3 separate regions of the Homo sapiens genome follow, and all the other regions are linked to region 1. A link is a contact called in ENCODE Hi-C or POLR2A ChIA-PET data. All regions are on one chromosome and are shown on one strand. Each heading gives the region's core, a stretch centred on a gene start or an enhancer-like site at or near the end of the contact. The rest is flanking DNA. Distances are from core to core; before and after follow the strand shown.

Region 1 (4,953 bases), core at 709-3,208:
GGACCACGTGTCTTTACTTATTTACTTTTAAGACAAGGTCTCACTCTGTTGCCCAGGCTGAAGTGCAGTAGTGCAATCGTGGCTCACTGCAGCCTCAAACTCCTGTGCTCAAGCAGTCCTTCCCACCTCAGCTTCCCAAGTAACTGGGACTACAGGTGTGTGTCATCATGCCCAGCTAATTTTTTTTTATTTTCTGTAGAGATGGGGGCCTCACTATGTTGCCAAGGCTGGTCTCAAATTCTGAGACTCAAGGGATCTTTCCACCTTGGCCTCCCAAAGTGCTGGATTATATGCATGAACCACCATGCCTGGCCAGAACCATGTGTGTTAATAATTTTTTTTAATGTCTAGCACACTCCCTCCAAAATGATTGCTAAGTGAATTAAAGGTGAAGAAAAAGAACTGTTTGATTAAATGTTCTACCTAAGCATAATAATCACTGATTTACAAGGTCAAGGTGTGAGTTTTTTCCTCACTCTTTTTTAATTCCTCAATTACAGGTATTCCCTTGTACCACTCAATGAGAAATGTTCTTTTGATTTGAGCAATGTAAAAGAGATCCTTCTGGTAAAGGAACTGTCCTGTATCTTGACTCAAGTGATAGAGACACAAACCTATGCATGTGATAGAATTACATAGGAGTAAATATACAAATGAGTATGAGTATAGGTAAGCTAGGGAAGTCTGAATATCTAGATAAGATCAATGGGTTGTGTCAATGCCAATATCCTGGTTGATATTTAATTGTGGTTTTGCACAGAACTTTTGCGAGTTGGGGCAAACTAGGTAAAGGGAATGTGGAAATTCTTTATATTATTTCTTACAATAGCTTGTGAGTCTACAATTGTCTCAAAACCATTAAAATAAAATGACAATTTATTTACTTACAAGAGGTTTCATAATGCCTTGGGATTGTGAGACAACTGAACATTAAGGGTGATTAATCAATGACACTGTTAACCCTTCAAAATCTCTTTTGGATATACAACTTGTACCCTAAAACTTAAAGTATAATTAAAAAAAAAAATCAAAAAAAAAAAAAAAAGATTTCCCAAAACCCAAAGTGACACAGAGAAAAAGATATGATAAAATGGCCCTTGGCTGGAATTTGCCTTGGAGCTACTTTCTGCTTTCTCTCCTCTAATATTTGCCACAGTGGCGTTGTTGCATACCATGAGGAAAATTGGATAGCAGGACATTCAAACATATTTCTGCATTCATTTTTTATAAGGCTATAGAGATATTACTGAAGTTTCCTTTTGTCTTTTGTCAACTAATAAGAAATATGTTTCCAAATCAGATGCTAAAATTCCAGGAAAATGTTTGATTCATGGTGGTGTTGGTTCATTTCCCTGTATAGTAATAATAATGTAATAGTAATAGTACTAATACTTGTTGTTTGTGTGGTTAATGTTGTCACTGTACTAGGGGCTTTCCACAGTCCAGAACCTGGTCAAAGCATTTGCTATTCAAATAAACTATTTTCCTGTGAATTGTCTTCAGTACCATGGAAACGCTATTACAGCCCCTCTAAACTGGGAATGGCTGGCATAGGAGCAGCCCCAGGAGGGTAAGGTCAGGACCACGCAGATGTGACTGCTGCTCTGCTCGCCCTGCAGTGATAAGAGCACAGCTGTGGGAAAGCCAGAGCATCTGTTGTGAGTCACCAAGTGCAAACAGGATGATAACAGAGTTAGGATCAGAAAACAACATACCTTCTGAGACACAGAAGGCAGCACACCACAGAACACTGGCTCCTTTCTACAGAAAAAGGAAACCAAGCAATGTTCCTTCAGCAAGTTGGCCTGTGCTCATGTGTCTGTTTCCTTCTGTTGGGTCTAGTTGGTCCCTATCAAAACAGAACCCCTTTCCTCTGAATTTGAGCTGACTTGAAGATAGGCTGGATGCCACTTACAGCATCTGTGGGGACTCCAGAAAGAGACTCCCTTCCTTTCCCTATAGCACTCCATATATGGCTATGGCATCCAGCCTTAAGGGATTGTGGTTAAGAGCAGATGCTGGCTTTCCTGGAATGGACACTGGCCATCGTTACTCATGAATCAAGCCTTCCTCTCTTAAGGGTGCTGGTCTTTTCTATATATAGATTGTTTAACTGGGGCTACATTTATCCCCTAGAAAAGGAGAGTTGCATATATAACAGTACGGATTTTTCCTGAATTGACCCCTAACTTACTAAGCTTCGGAACAAGCAATCTATTTTTCATGACTTAATTTTATAAAATTTACACATATATACATACACACACACATACGTGTTTTCACATATAACTCCATATATTTTAATACTATTTTTTCCTTCCCCACTACATTCCTACAAACATTTTTCTCCTTTTTTCAACTTAATTCGATGACATATCCCACTGGCTTCTCTTTATGTCCCTTCTTCTGTATCATTCACACCTGTTCATCCTCTGCCTTATGTATTACTACATTCAAACTTCTTACTAACACATTGTATAATACTTTTAGTCACATTTGCTTGCACACCTTCACTCTCACCCAACTTCTCTTTCACACATACACACACACACACACACACACATCACACATCACACATACACACTCACATGTACTCTCCAGATCCCAGTCTGCTCTTGGTTCCTCGAGCTGGCCTTGACAGTCTCCAGCTAGTGTAGCCACTGATTTTTTGCTACCAATAGCCACAAGCATAAAACAAAAATGGGCTGGGGCTAGATGGAACTAGGCAGTCGTGGGGCAAGCTGGCAGAACACTGAGGGGAAAGATGGTTCTAAAACCTCTCCAGCTGGGGCTGAGAAGTGCTGGCGCAGCAGGAGAGAGTGGGAAAGCCTGTCTAAGGTCAGCAGCCTGACCTGGCAATCAGGACACTGAAAGCCACAGACAAGGTGTGGGTGGGTGGGCAGAGCGGGGGGTGCACAGGGGTATTGGAATTGAAAAGAAGCTGAAGTAAGAAAAGTTAGAAATGATCATGAATTGATTACTTATTACCAGTTAGGCACTGGGCTCTACATTTTCAGATATTTACTGTTTACTTTTTACTGCAAACATGTGAAGGAGATGATCATTATTTTGCAGATGAAGTTCAAAGAGTGTAATATTTAACCAGCTCTGTATAGAGAAAGTAGAGGATTCGGGTGCACTCCTGAAGCAGTGATTTGAATATATTTGTTTTCATTTGGGATACTCTTGCTCTCATTCACATGTTATGGGCTGGCTATGGTGAGAAAAGAGAAGCTCTGGGTGTTGGCATTAGGAGATGGTGTTCAGCTTCAGGAGAAGCTGCCCAGGCCTCTGAAGAACAGACACTGGAAACCAGAGGCAGAGCAAATACCCCTACTTCTTAAGCAAGGATTGCTGGTTTTTGCCCTGCCTTTCGCATACATACTTCCCAAAGGGCAAAGCACTGCTTTAAAAAACAAATAAACGAAAACAAAAGACTTTGAGACAAGGTTTTATTCTATGCTTAGTCCTGACTTCTAGAGGTTGCCATGACCCAGCGGTTGGAATTGGGATGTGCGGAGTGGCACTGAGATGGTAATATGAAGGAAAGGGTGGATTAATGTCTAAGTTCCTGTGGTAAAGATACAAACACCACATTGAAGCTATCATTAGCAAAACTCCAACTCAATCGGTAGAAACTTACAATTTGCCCATATGATGTCAAATAATTGACTCAAATTGTTATACACTTAAATCTACCAATGAAAACCATTGTTCTTGTATCAAAAATAACTCTGCGGACTGGGTGGGGTGGCCCACACCTGTAATCCCAGCTCTTTGGGAGGCTGAGGTGGGAAGAGCATCTGAGCCCAGGAGTTCAAGACCAACCTGGGAGACAAAGCAAGACCCCCCCCATCTCTACAAATAAAAAGTTAGCTGGCATGATGGCATGTACCTGTGTCCTAGCTACTTGGGAAGCTGAGGCAGGAGAGTTTCCGGAACCCAGGAATTCAAGGATGCAGTGAGCTATGATGGTACCACTGCACTCCAGGTTGGGCAAAAGAGTGAGACCTTGTCTACAAACAAACAAACAAATGAAATCTCCATGATTCAGAAGTGATATGGTTTGGATCTGTGTTCCCACCCAACTCTCATGTAATTGTAATTCTCAGCATTGAAGATGGGACCTGGTGGGAGGTGACTAAATCATGGGGGAGATTTCTCATGGTTTAACACCAGACCTCTTGGTACTGTTGTGGTGACAGTGAGTTCTCCCCCTCCTTCCTCCTGCTCTGCCAGCCATGTAAGATGTATCTACTCCCCCTTCACTTTCCACCATGATTGTCAGTTTCCTGAGGCCTTCCCAGAAGCAGAAGCTACTATACTTCCTGTACAGCCTGTGCAATTGTGAGCCAGTTAGATCTCTTTTTATTATAAGTTACCCAGTTTCAGGTATTTCTTTATAGCAATGCAAGAATGGACTTTGAACTGGATGCAGCAGCAGGACAGAGCTTTGTGTTGTCTCCCTTGGGACAAGAATGAGTGTGTTTTATGTATGGGAAGAGTTGGTGTATGGTGAACGAGAAGAGCAGACTATGTAAGAGACTGCTTTGTGTCCGCCAAAATGGTCCTTTTCTTTGAAGGCCCACAGGTAGGCTACAACTGAATTCCAATTAATAGAATTGTGACCGTCAAGCACATTCCCCTCCAGTGTGACAAAGATGAACACCGTGACCTTGGAGGTCATGGCTAAAGTGGGACAGGTCACAAGATAGATAGAAAGAGCCAAGGTCTCAAGTCACTATCTGAAAAAGAGCCTTCCATCAATTGAAAACTCTTGTTTTTTATTTCACTTGAGTGAAATATTAACTTCTATCATATTTGAGCCATTTTTTGTAGTGGTTACATCTGTATGTTTTATGTCAGACAGGTAAATATAGAAACTAAGCTCTCAAGTATGATATGAGTACTGGAAATTTGAAGTGTACAGAAGGCAGACTACCAATGACATAG
Region 2 (4,953 bases), core at 1,038-3,537, 220 kb after region 1:
AAAGTCAACATCACCAGTAATGGGACACACTGACATCATGTGTGTCCCGATGTGCCAAGAAAGACATAACATCATTTTAATGGCATTTTCACCAAAAATGTATAACCTGAATCTAATCCAGACAAAATGCTAGACAAAACCAAATTGAGAAGCATTCTACAGAATACTCTGTACTCTTTTAAAATGTCAAGATCAAGAAAGACTGAGGAAATATTCTACAATAAAAGAGACTAAAGAGACACAACAACTAACTGCCCTATGTATCCTGGATTGAAACCTGGCTGAGAAAAAGTAGCTATAAAGAGCATTATTGGGACAATTGACAGAATTTGAATATGGACTGTGGGTTAAATAATAATACTATGTCAATACTATGCCCATGTTCAATTTCTTGATTCTGATATTTGTATTTTGGTTATGTAAGAAGCAGCCCTTGTTCTTAGAAAATAAATACTGAAATATTTAGGGGAAAGTACACTATGTCTCCAACTTACTCTCAAGTGATACAGACAAATTAGAGGGTAAACATCGGCTCTTAGGGGATAGAAATTTCTTAGATACAATGGTTTGTGGCTCCCCAAAAGGCCACACTACACAAACAGATACACGATATGTCTGTGGTCTTAAACTTCCATGGGGTAATTAGGGAAAAAAAGGTCTAAAATGCCTCCTTGAGGGAACAATAATGAAAAAAAAAGATTGAAAAACACATGCAGAGAAAGAGAACAAAATCAAATGAAATGGTGATAACCTGGGGGGAGGAAGAGTATATAGGAATTTCCTCTTTTAAGTTTGACATTTTTCAAATTAAAAAGGTACAAGAAAATTAAAAACTAACCCCTAAAAGTTAAAAAGTTGCTACACTATTATGCAAGATTAGGAGCTCAATATTATTTAGAAGCAAAGCATCAACAGAAAAACATACTAGCCAAGGAAACATCCACATAGTCATGTACATGTTTTTCATTGTTGCTTCTCTAGAACACATTATGCGTGTGTGTGTGTATGTGTGTGTCTGTCATTCATGTGGCTTTGTGACTCATGTATGCTGGGTCCTCTCACTGTTTGAGGACAGCAGTGGCTCACTTGGACCATTTACTTAACTTAGGAGACCACTTTATATGGAAGATGGAGACATTTAGTTTCATGAAGGACGGAACAAAACAAAAGTTTTGAATAACGGCAGGTAGGATGTAGGTTAAAATGCAAAATGAATGCTTTAAGAATATAAGCATCGGGAGTAGAAGTTACTGAGTTGGCTATAAAATATTCTCTCAAAGACATTTTAAAGATATTTTAACCAGGCCGGGCATGATGGCTCATGCCTGTAATCCCAGCACTTTGGAGGATGAGGCGGGCAGATCACGAGGTCAGGGGTTTGAGACCAGCCTGGCCAACATAGTAAAACTCCGTCTCCACTAAATAAAAAAAAAAAAATTAGCCAGTTGTGGTGGCAGACACCTGGAATCCCAGCTATTAGGGAGGCTGAGGCAGGAGAATCACTTGAATCCGGGAGGCAGAGGTTGCAGTGAGCCAAGATAGCACCACTACACTCCAGCCTGGATGACAGAGTGAGACTCCGTCTCAAAAAAAAAAAGATAGTTTAACCACTAGATTCACATCTGTAAGAGGACAATTCAAGGGCCAGGAGACAAATGAGAAGAGTTTCATTCATTTATTGACGCTTTCAGTGTGCTAGGCACTGTTGGCTCAAAGCTGGGCAAGACACGACCTCTATCTATAGTGAACTTGCCAACTAGCAGAAAGATTATTTTAAGATTTATCTGTCAGTATCAATATTGTCATCTTATTTCACAGTCTTGGTCTTTATGACTTTTCTCTAACATTTAACCATTACCCTAACTGCTGTCATCATAATTAACATGTAAATATTTCTCAGTGCCATTGTCACTGTACAGCTACCTTCGCAAAATATTTTCTAACCACTAGTGACAGCACAATACAAAAACAGGTAAGGAGGTCTGCATTCTACAATGTTGCAGCCAGGTGTGTTGAAATGGCAGACAGCTCCCTGGGCAGCCACACAAGATTCAGATTACTAGAATCACTTGAGGTCCTGCTTCCAGGCCCAAAGTGGAAAACTGACTCTGTTACTGCCATTGGATTCCCTCGCTTCATTAATTAACTCAAAATTGCCTCTCAGTGGCAATCCAGACCTCTGTTTCTAATTTCCTTCTGTGCTGAAAAGTAAATAGGCCTAACCACATTTTCAAGCCCCTGTGCGTGGGTCTTTTGTGCTTATAGCAGACCACTATCCACTGGAAGACGTCTGGGCCACTGCCAAGTTGAGTATTCAATTTCTTTGTTGTTTTTCAGGATAACCTAGCTAACCGCAATCCCTTTCCACCATTCCTCTGCAATGTGCTTGAAATAGAGCCAAGACTCTATCCTACAAAATGCACAAGAAAAACAAAAAAGGAGGAAATAAATAAAGAAGGGGTCATGGAAAAAATCAGAGTTTGTGAATATTGCCCCATACGTATTTTCTTTTCACATTTTTCTCTCATGACTTCTCAAAAACATTCAGACCCCAAATGCCTGGTCATATTCAGGAATAACTCCAATGGCTTCCCATTCTCTCCTCCCCACCCAAGAAGATTATAGGATTATAAACATGAGGTAAATTCCTGGGATCCTATTCCTTGGGGCATATGCGCAAGCTTTTGGCTTTGGGAGGTGGGGTGTGGGGTGGCAAATGCCTAAAAGGTTTTGGATGACTATCCAAAGAGAAACAGATGGCTTTAGCACGCCTGTGCCCAACACATGATCTGTGTGACTCCTGCCCTCTCAACACCATCTCCGTGCCGCCCCCTTTCTCCCACACCCCAGACAAATAAGAACAAAAATGAGTCTCTGCACATTCAAAAGGTGAACTTTCAAGGACAAGTCTTCCCATATGGAAAGGATAATGGCATCATGCCAGAGCACGTGCAGTAAAGAAGGGCTCAGGGTGTTTCACATTTTCTCTTCCAATGGGTTCCAAACGTTCTGATGGACAATCTTATTCTTCCCCTATAAACTTTCTGCTCCATATCCCGCTATAGCTGTTAATACACTTTTCAATTTTCCTCAGGTCCCCAAATAGTGGGAACAGCACGAACATCGGCATGAAGGCAAGAAAATAGGAGGCATGTACTGGGGAGAGCAAATAGTTCAGTTGGAGAAAGGGCACATGAGGAGCAGTAGCAGCAAATAAGAATGACCAGGAGTTTGGGATCAGACACGTGGGACCATGAGTACCAGGTCAAAAGTTCAAACTTTATTTGATGATGAAGCAACATTAAACACTAAAGGTCAAGTTTCAGGAATGTAACTAATTCAGAAGAAACACAATGACACATAAAAAAAGAAATAGAGCCAAACACAAAAATTAGCAAAATATGAATGCTTCACCTCAGCGATGGATTCTTATGACTGAACACTGGGAGCCAGACATTAAAGGACAAACGGGAAGCCTATCTAAATCACTATCTGACAGAAAGAAGCTCATTTATTCTTGAAAAGAGAACAAACATCCTAGGAGAAATCATGTGGACTCTTTTAAGTGCCATTAAATGACACAATGGGAAAAATCTTCAACAATATTTTTATCACAAACAGAGAGGCAAAGTCACATGGTTGCACAGCTCTCTCTCATACTGACATTTAATACAGGCTCCAAGCAGGAAAGTATCATCTAAGAAGACAGCTAATGTGATTCATTGATGTGGATTTCTGATCTTTCCTGATCATCAGGAAATGATGAACTTGAGACACCTGGAAGAATGAATATCATACTTCTATTAAATGTCACTTCTGTTGGCCAGTCACTAAGGAAAGCAGATAAATTGCTGTTTCTCCACCTGTTGAAAGTTTCAAATTGAGTAGTGTACATTATTAAACAAACATCTCTGGTTTTAGATAGGGTGACCATATATAGGTTGGTACTTCCCTGGTTTATGCCTCCTGCCCCAGAATAATTAGGAGCAGCCCCTCCTTTCTATCCAAAACTACCCCAGTTTCGGTGATAACTTATATGATCACCCTAGTTCTAAATATCTGCCCAAGTAGAAGTTGCCACACTATTATGCAAGTTTAGGAGCTCAATTATCTTTTAACTTAGAATACAACCCACCTTCACAAGCAATATCTAACTTGATGACTACTGAAAGATTTGCTGAGGCTAAACTCACTGGTGTATCATCTCTTGGAGCACTACCCTTTGTCTTACTGGACACTGTGTTCTCATCCCTAGCACAGGCCCATCGTATCACAAGCATTTGACTGAATTATTTGGTTATTGATGGGCATAACCTGTGACATAGCTGTCTCTTCTTGGACAACTACTGATACCACCATCATGTAAGATAAATTGTTACATAAATTAACAGCTTAGATGCTTTTTCCTCATTTTTTCCTAAAAAGGATTTTAAAATGTACAGCCAATTTGTAACTCTTTTATAGCACATCTACAGATATCTAACAAAGATTCTCATCCTCCAGCTAACCAAATTTATAGGTTAAACCTCTAGAATGTCACAGTGATCCAGTTCAGGGTGTTATTTCCCAACAGAGCCAAAGCCATCTATTTTTTACTCTGCCAAACCAGCAACATTTCCAACATGAAATATCCATAATGCAGGAAATTCCAGTTCTAGGACTCAGACATGAATGGTCCCTGCAATTATTGTTAAATTGCATGTGTCAAGAAGTAGTTTTTTCCTGTTGGCGGTAGACAGTACGGCATGTGCATTGTGGTTCACAGAGGCAATAAAAGTGTGTTATGTTACTAGATCCTGAAAGTAGGTAGCAAATACAAACAGTAAATTTAAAAGGATTATTTTTGTTTCTGATTTTGCATACAACTTAGAATTTTATGAAAATTTTCTGAGAATTTATGAGAACTTTATGATTACTGTGCCCATGCTTTAGGAATCATTAAAGAAAGTTTGT
Region 3 (4,953 bases), core at 995-3,494, 130 kb after region 1:
TCCCTGGACAAATGTGTACAAGTCACTATAGTGGGTCCACTTTCCCAGCATGAGCTCTGAACCTCAGGTTTGGTCCAAGCTATTGCAGTCTACTACTATGCAGTTAGTTCTTCCCGTCCCTCCACCCAGGCACAGTCTGTTCAGGTTTCAAGGCCCAATTCAAATCCTGCTTCCTCCACAGCATCTTCCTGGTCATTCCAAATACACTGGGGACATCCTCCAAGACACTGGTGTTTAATAATTTCATGGAAATTTTTTCAGCAGGCTATAAATTCCCAGAATGGGGAGACTTATGTCTGACATTATGTTCTATACCTTGTCCACTCCCCTGATTATAGAGACATAATATTCAGTATATGAGTACAAGTCCTTAAACACTCAGTTTGAACTGTCATGAGGATCTAGCAAATCTGTTTTCAGAAAGGACCTGGGGAAGCCCCTCAGCCTGGTGATCTTTCTCCTGCTTCCTGAAAACCCAGCACTCTTCATACCTATCCTATCCTGGCTTGGCTGTAGACTGAGTGGACGGTCTTTCCTCCAGAGGAACTTCTATGAGAGTCCAACAGACAACCAGATTCCAGAATCATATGGAGAAACCAGGTGACTGGGCTAAGAGGGGACCCTCAGTGTGACAATGGCAAGAGATGTTTATCCAGAGGACCAGGCCAAACAATTCCATCTAGTTATCTAGTTTTCTGTGACTCTTGGGTAGTAGTGAGCTATTATATCATGATGGGAATGACAGGAAGAACAGGGAGAAAAATAATATTAATTATAGCAGGCTGAGATTATTCTACATAGCAAACCACAGTTCTGTCCTCTACTGGAAAATTAGCTGTACTTCATGGTTGCCCCAGCTGAGGTGCTGTGGCTAAAAGAAGACTGTCTGAGAAAATGATGAAAGGCACAGTCTGACCTTTGCTCCTTGGAATGTTATTATTGTCCAAATAAACGATGCATATGTTATCAGAGCATCTTTTCTACCAGGTCAGTAGATGTTCTTCCTATGCCTATGCTATTACCCCTAAAGTGGACTAAGGTAGCAATGCATGGACCAGATCTGAGAATACAATTACTGAATACCCTTAAACACTAGTCAACCGAATATTGTAAGCAGAGGTGGAAATGACAACTGTGATTCTTCACTGTCATTACTGGCATGAAGAAGGTCCAGTCTCCTTCTCAGGACCACTGAAGTTCACAGGTCTAGGGAATACTGCTTGTACTGCAGTCTCAGGAATTCTACCCCATGGCATTTCCAGTGTGCAGCCTGCCTGTCATTTGCAGCTGCCCCAATCCTTCTATTTCCAACTGTCATTTATTCTTTCCAATGAATATAGAAACATGCCTGACAAACTTACGCACTATGAGAAAACTTAGAGCAGGGACTGAGTCTTGGAAAAAAGTTAAATGTTTTTCTTTTAAATAGATCTGAATATAATATCTTCCAGGATCACACATCCTAAAATAACTGTGATTCTTTTCTTTAAAAAGCAAACAAACAATATGCCCCTCCAATTAAAAGAAAATTCTAAAATGGAATTGCCAAAATTCTGGATGAGACATTCTTCCCTTTTACCTCTCTCATGCCGGGAAATTCTTTCTGCTTGCTAACCCCCGAATACCATCCGCGATTAGAAATAGAGGAGAACTCCATCGAGCACTGTGTTTCAGGTTCTCAACAAATATCTGGGGCTCTCAGACTGCCTGCCAGGCACCTTGCTAGGCACCAGATCCATAAAACTGGTTCTCACTTCTCTACCCATTTCTCCTTAAAAAGAAAAAAACTCAAAAGTTGGTTTGTGGAGGTTTGGGGTCCAACAACTATTTATGCAAAATATTTGCCGATTTTCACCAGCTTTCTATCCATGGCCTAAAGGAAGCTGAAACAGCTTAGAGGCTGAAGAAATGAACCACAGAGCTTGAAACAGAGGCAATCAAGTCATCTCAAACAGCGGGACTAGGAAATCTAAGTCAAGTCTGAAGAGAAAGGTAGTGAAAGACTTACCATTTTTCTTTTTCTTTTTCAAAAGAAGTCAATGGCCATTCAGTGTTTAAATGAGAACAAAGACTACAGGGGGGAAAAATTAAGGTAAATATTTGTAATAATGTGTCATTGCATTTTACATAATGGGCCAGCAGTCTTTGAAATGTGACGACATCCATATCTACAGTTTTATTTGTTTTTTCTTATTTGCTCTCCTGAGGCAAGTCTCTTTTAGGCTGTCAGCCACCAAAGCAGCTAGCAAATACAAGGACACTGAAAGGCATTCTGCCAACACGACCTCAGAAGTATTTACAGACTGCAATGGAGACCATGATATAATTCAGTTTCTGCATGGCTATACTCTTTGCCAATTAATATTCTAATGTATCCTTTGAGGATGTGGTAAATGTTGGTTTAAGATAAAACAGCAAAGACAAATATTAGTGTGCCACATAAAGGTATTACTTGCCATGAGAGCACTGTTTCTTAGTACAGACTACCTGGATTGCACAACCAGAGATTCTGGTCTCACTGGACCAGAGTGTACAGCCTGGGTACCAGGATTTTCAAATAGCCTCGTCCACCTAGTGATTCTAATAAGCAGCTATGATTGAGAAACACTGTACTCGTCAATTACCAGAATGTTTTGTATTCTATTTGGAACACAACTAAAATTTGACCTGATGAACTCGTGCAAAATATTAAAAGCTGAACCTGCAGAGGCCAGATGCAGTGGCTCATGCCTGTAATCTTACCACGTTGGGAGGCTGAGTCAGGCAGATCGCTTGAACCCAGGGGTTCAAGACCAGCCTAGGCTACATGGTGAAACTTCATCTCTATTAAAAATACAAAAATTAGCCAGGCATGGTGATATGCACCTGTAGTCCCAGCTACTCAGGAGGCTAAGGTGGGAGAATGGCTTGAACCTCCAGAGGCAAAGGTTGCAGTGAGCTATGATCGTGCCACTGTACTCCAGTTTGGGTGACAGAATGAGACCCTGTCTCAAAAACAAACAACAAACAAAAAAGGCTGAAACTGCAGAGAAATAGGGAGAGGACTATGGAAATATTATAGAAAGATAAATAGCTGAAGAAGTAATGTCACCGCCACACACCCTAACCTGATATTTGAGGAAAAGAGACGAAACACACAAGTAACAAAAACAAAAGGTGAAGCTTGGTTAGTCCAATCCTTGATGCCCAGAAAAAAATCTTACAGGAGACCAGAAGATAAGGGCCAACAAAAGCTGAACAGAAGTTCAGTGAAAATCAGTAAGGTCTTTAGGATAGTCTAGTTCTGCCTCATTTTCCTGAGGCAGCAGTGGGAAGCAGCTGGCCCTCCTGCCCCTCTCCCCAGCCCCTCCAGGCCTGCATGCTATCCTTGGGGACCCTAGGCCTCTGCTGGGATTTCCCTCTGCTGTGGGGATTTCCATGCTGGCCTAGAGGCCCGCGGCAAGTAGCCCAGTTGCTAGAGCCTGGAGGCAGGTGAGCAGGGTGGTAGAAGGTGAGGGAGTGATGTCAGAGAAGCCTCTCAACAGACAGCATCAGCTTCCTGACGCTTAGAAGACCCCTTGTTTCTTCCATCTCTTCAGAGCCAGGGCCATCAGGTGGCCCATAAACTCCTTTTTCACATGCAAGCTGAGAAGGCTGTGAGCCAGCCACATGGCAGGGGGTTGAGAGGCCATCACCCTGCGTGTTCACCGCCTCTCCTCGCTGCTGCTGGAAGGAAAGGGCTTTGCCTCCAGTTAAGGGAACATGAGGTCCTCATAAAGGTTTCAGAGAGTTGGAGCAGAGATGGAGGGGCTGATAACTTGTCTCTGTCCCTAATATCTGACAGAAACAAAGAGCAAGGAATACAACACTTACTATTTAACATTTAATTTAGGATGGCACCAATTTCCATTAAGTGAAGCATCAAGGAAAAATGCTGATATTGATAGTCTTCTAGGATCCTTAATCATTCTCATAATTTTAAAAAAATCTAAAGATTTTCTGAGCTAGATATGGTAGTAATTATAATTTTTGTAGTATATATCATGTGTATTACAAAAAGATACATATAAATATGTATAAAATATGATATATTTTCTGTAAATTCTTTATCCTAGTATTTAATTCCCATGACACAATAATTATGCATATTATTAAACCTGTTTCATCGTCGAGTCATTTGGTTAAAATAACTGTATTCGGGGATGTTTAATCCTTACAGCTCCTTGAACCAAAAGCCTGGAGGTTTAGTTACAGGTTTACAAATCACAGGGAAAACTGTTCCTAGTAGCTTTCTCATGCTATCATAGCCTTTGTCTTTTTCTGCCTCTCCTTTGTCAAAATATATCTGTCAGAGAAAGATTTCTCACCATGATAATCAGTAAATCTCCCCAAGAAATGACTGTAAAATTGGATAACATTGTCAAAAATAACAATTTTAGGCCTTTGAAAACTAAGCAAAGACAAGAAAATAAGCAAACAAACCAACTGAGAAGGATTTACCCATTAAATAAAAGACAGATAGACTTTGGGCCTCCATGGTATTCTTGCCTGGGGCTGCTCCCATCATCTCTCCAGCTCAAGGGTCTTGGTAGTTCTACCAGGGCAGGGCTGGTCATGAAAACCAGCAGCTTCACTCCTAGCAGGGCTCACTCGTGTCTAGTGGGACTGTCAGTAAAATAATAAGGCTAGTAACACACATGCCTCATAGTCTGAGGTTGCTCTCACAGATCGGGGGCATTTCAGGCTGGCAGACTAGCCAGACATTTAGCAAAGAGATCCTAGAAATGAGAGCACTGCAGAAAGCCTAGATAAGACCCCAGGCAGACGGGGATGGGATGCTACACACATGCTCATGGGACACCCAGAAGGGCCCAGTTGAAAGTAAAACCCAGGGAAGACTTGAAAACTGTCTGAACTTGGAACATGCTCCTGTTACCACATCAGCAGAAGGTGGAAGCTCTGCTGGCTTGAGGT

What was found. Hi-C counts contacts between places; a loop is a spot of excess contacts on that map. ChIA-PET counts read pairs that join two places held with the same protein, here RNA polymerase II (POLR2A). Pooled maps may share reads with other maps.
Region 2: a map of endothelial cell of umbilical vein shows a loop between it and region 1 (12-fold over the local background). The contact joins two enhancer-like sites. A Hi-C loop is called at or near these places in 1 of 168 maps with a recorded cell type or tissue (endothelial cell of umbilical vein), 1 of 37 single-sample maps with no recorded cell type and 2 of 50 pooled maps. POLR2A ChIA-PET finds 5 or more read pairs at or near these places in 1 of 52 experiments (endothelial cell of umbilical vein).
Region 3: a map with no recorded cell type shows a loop between it and region 1 (1.9-fold over the local background). The contact joins two enhancer-like sites. A Hi-C loop is called at or near these places in 1 of 168 maps with a recorded cell type or tissue (endothelial cell of hepatic sinusoid), 1 of 37 single-sample maps with no recorded cell type and 2 of 50 pooled maps. POLR2A ChIA-PET finds 5 or more read pairs at or near these places in 2 of 52 experiments (BJ and T-cell).

The regions. Positions count from the first base shown.
Region 1 is chr15:39,138,498-39,143,450 of GRCh38, forward strand. All of the region lies in intron 1 of LOC105370777 (a long non-coding RNA gene), which reads right to left. Among named protein-coding and RNA genes, the nearest start is that of LINC02915, 110 kb to the right of the region's middle. Within about 2 kb of position 1,959, at least 7 of the 41 ENCODE cell types and tissues checked have a DNase peak (open chromatin) inside an H3K27ac peak, as active enhancers do; they include endothelial cell of umbilical vein, where a contact is called at or near this core.
Region 2 is chr15:39,360,669-39,365,621 of GRCh38, forward strand. All of the region lies in intron 1 of LOC105370777 (a long non-coding RNA gene), which reads right to left. Among named protein-coding and RNA genes, the nearest start is that of LINC02915, 110 kb to the left of the region's middle. Within about 2 kb of position 2,288, at least 3 of the 41 ENCODE cell types and tissues checked have a DNase peak (open chromatin) inside an H3K27ac peak, as active enhancers do; they include endothelial cell of umbilical vein, where a contact is called at or near this core.
Region 3 is chr15:39,271,832-39,276,784 of GRCh38, forward strand. The region is part of intron 1 of LOC105370777 (a long non-coding RNA gene); the gene reads right to left. Among named protein-coding and RNA genes, the nearest start is that of LINC02915, 24 kb to the left of the region's middle. RefSeq lists enhancers at 3,035-3,536, 3,537-4,036. Within about 2 kb of position 2,245, at least 4 of the 41 ENCODE cell types and tissues checked have a DNase peak (open chromatin) inside an H3K27ac peak, as active enhancers do.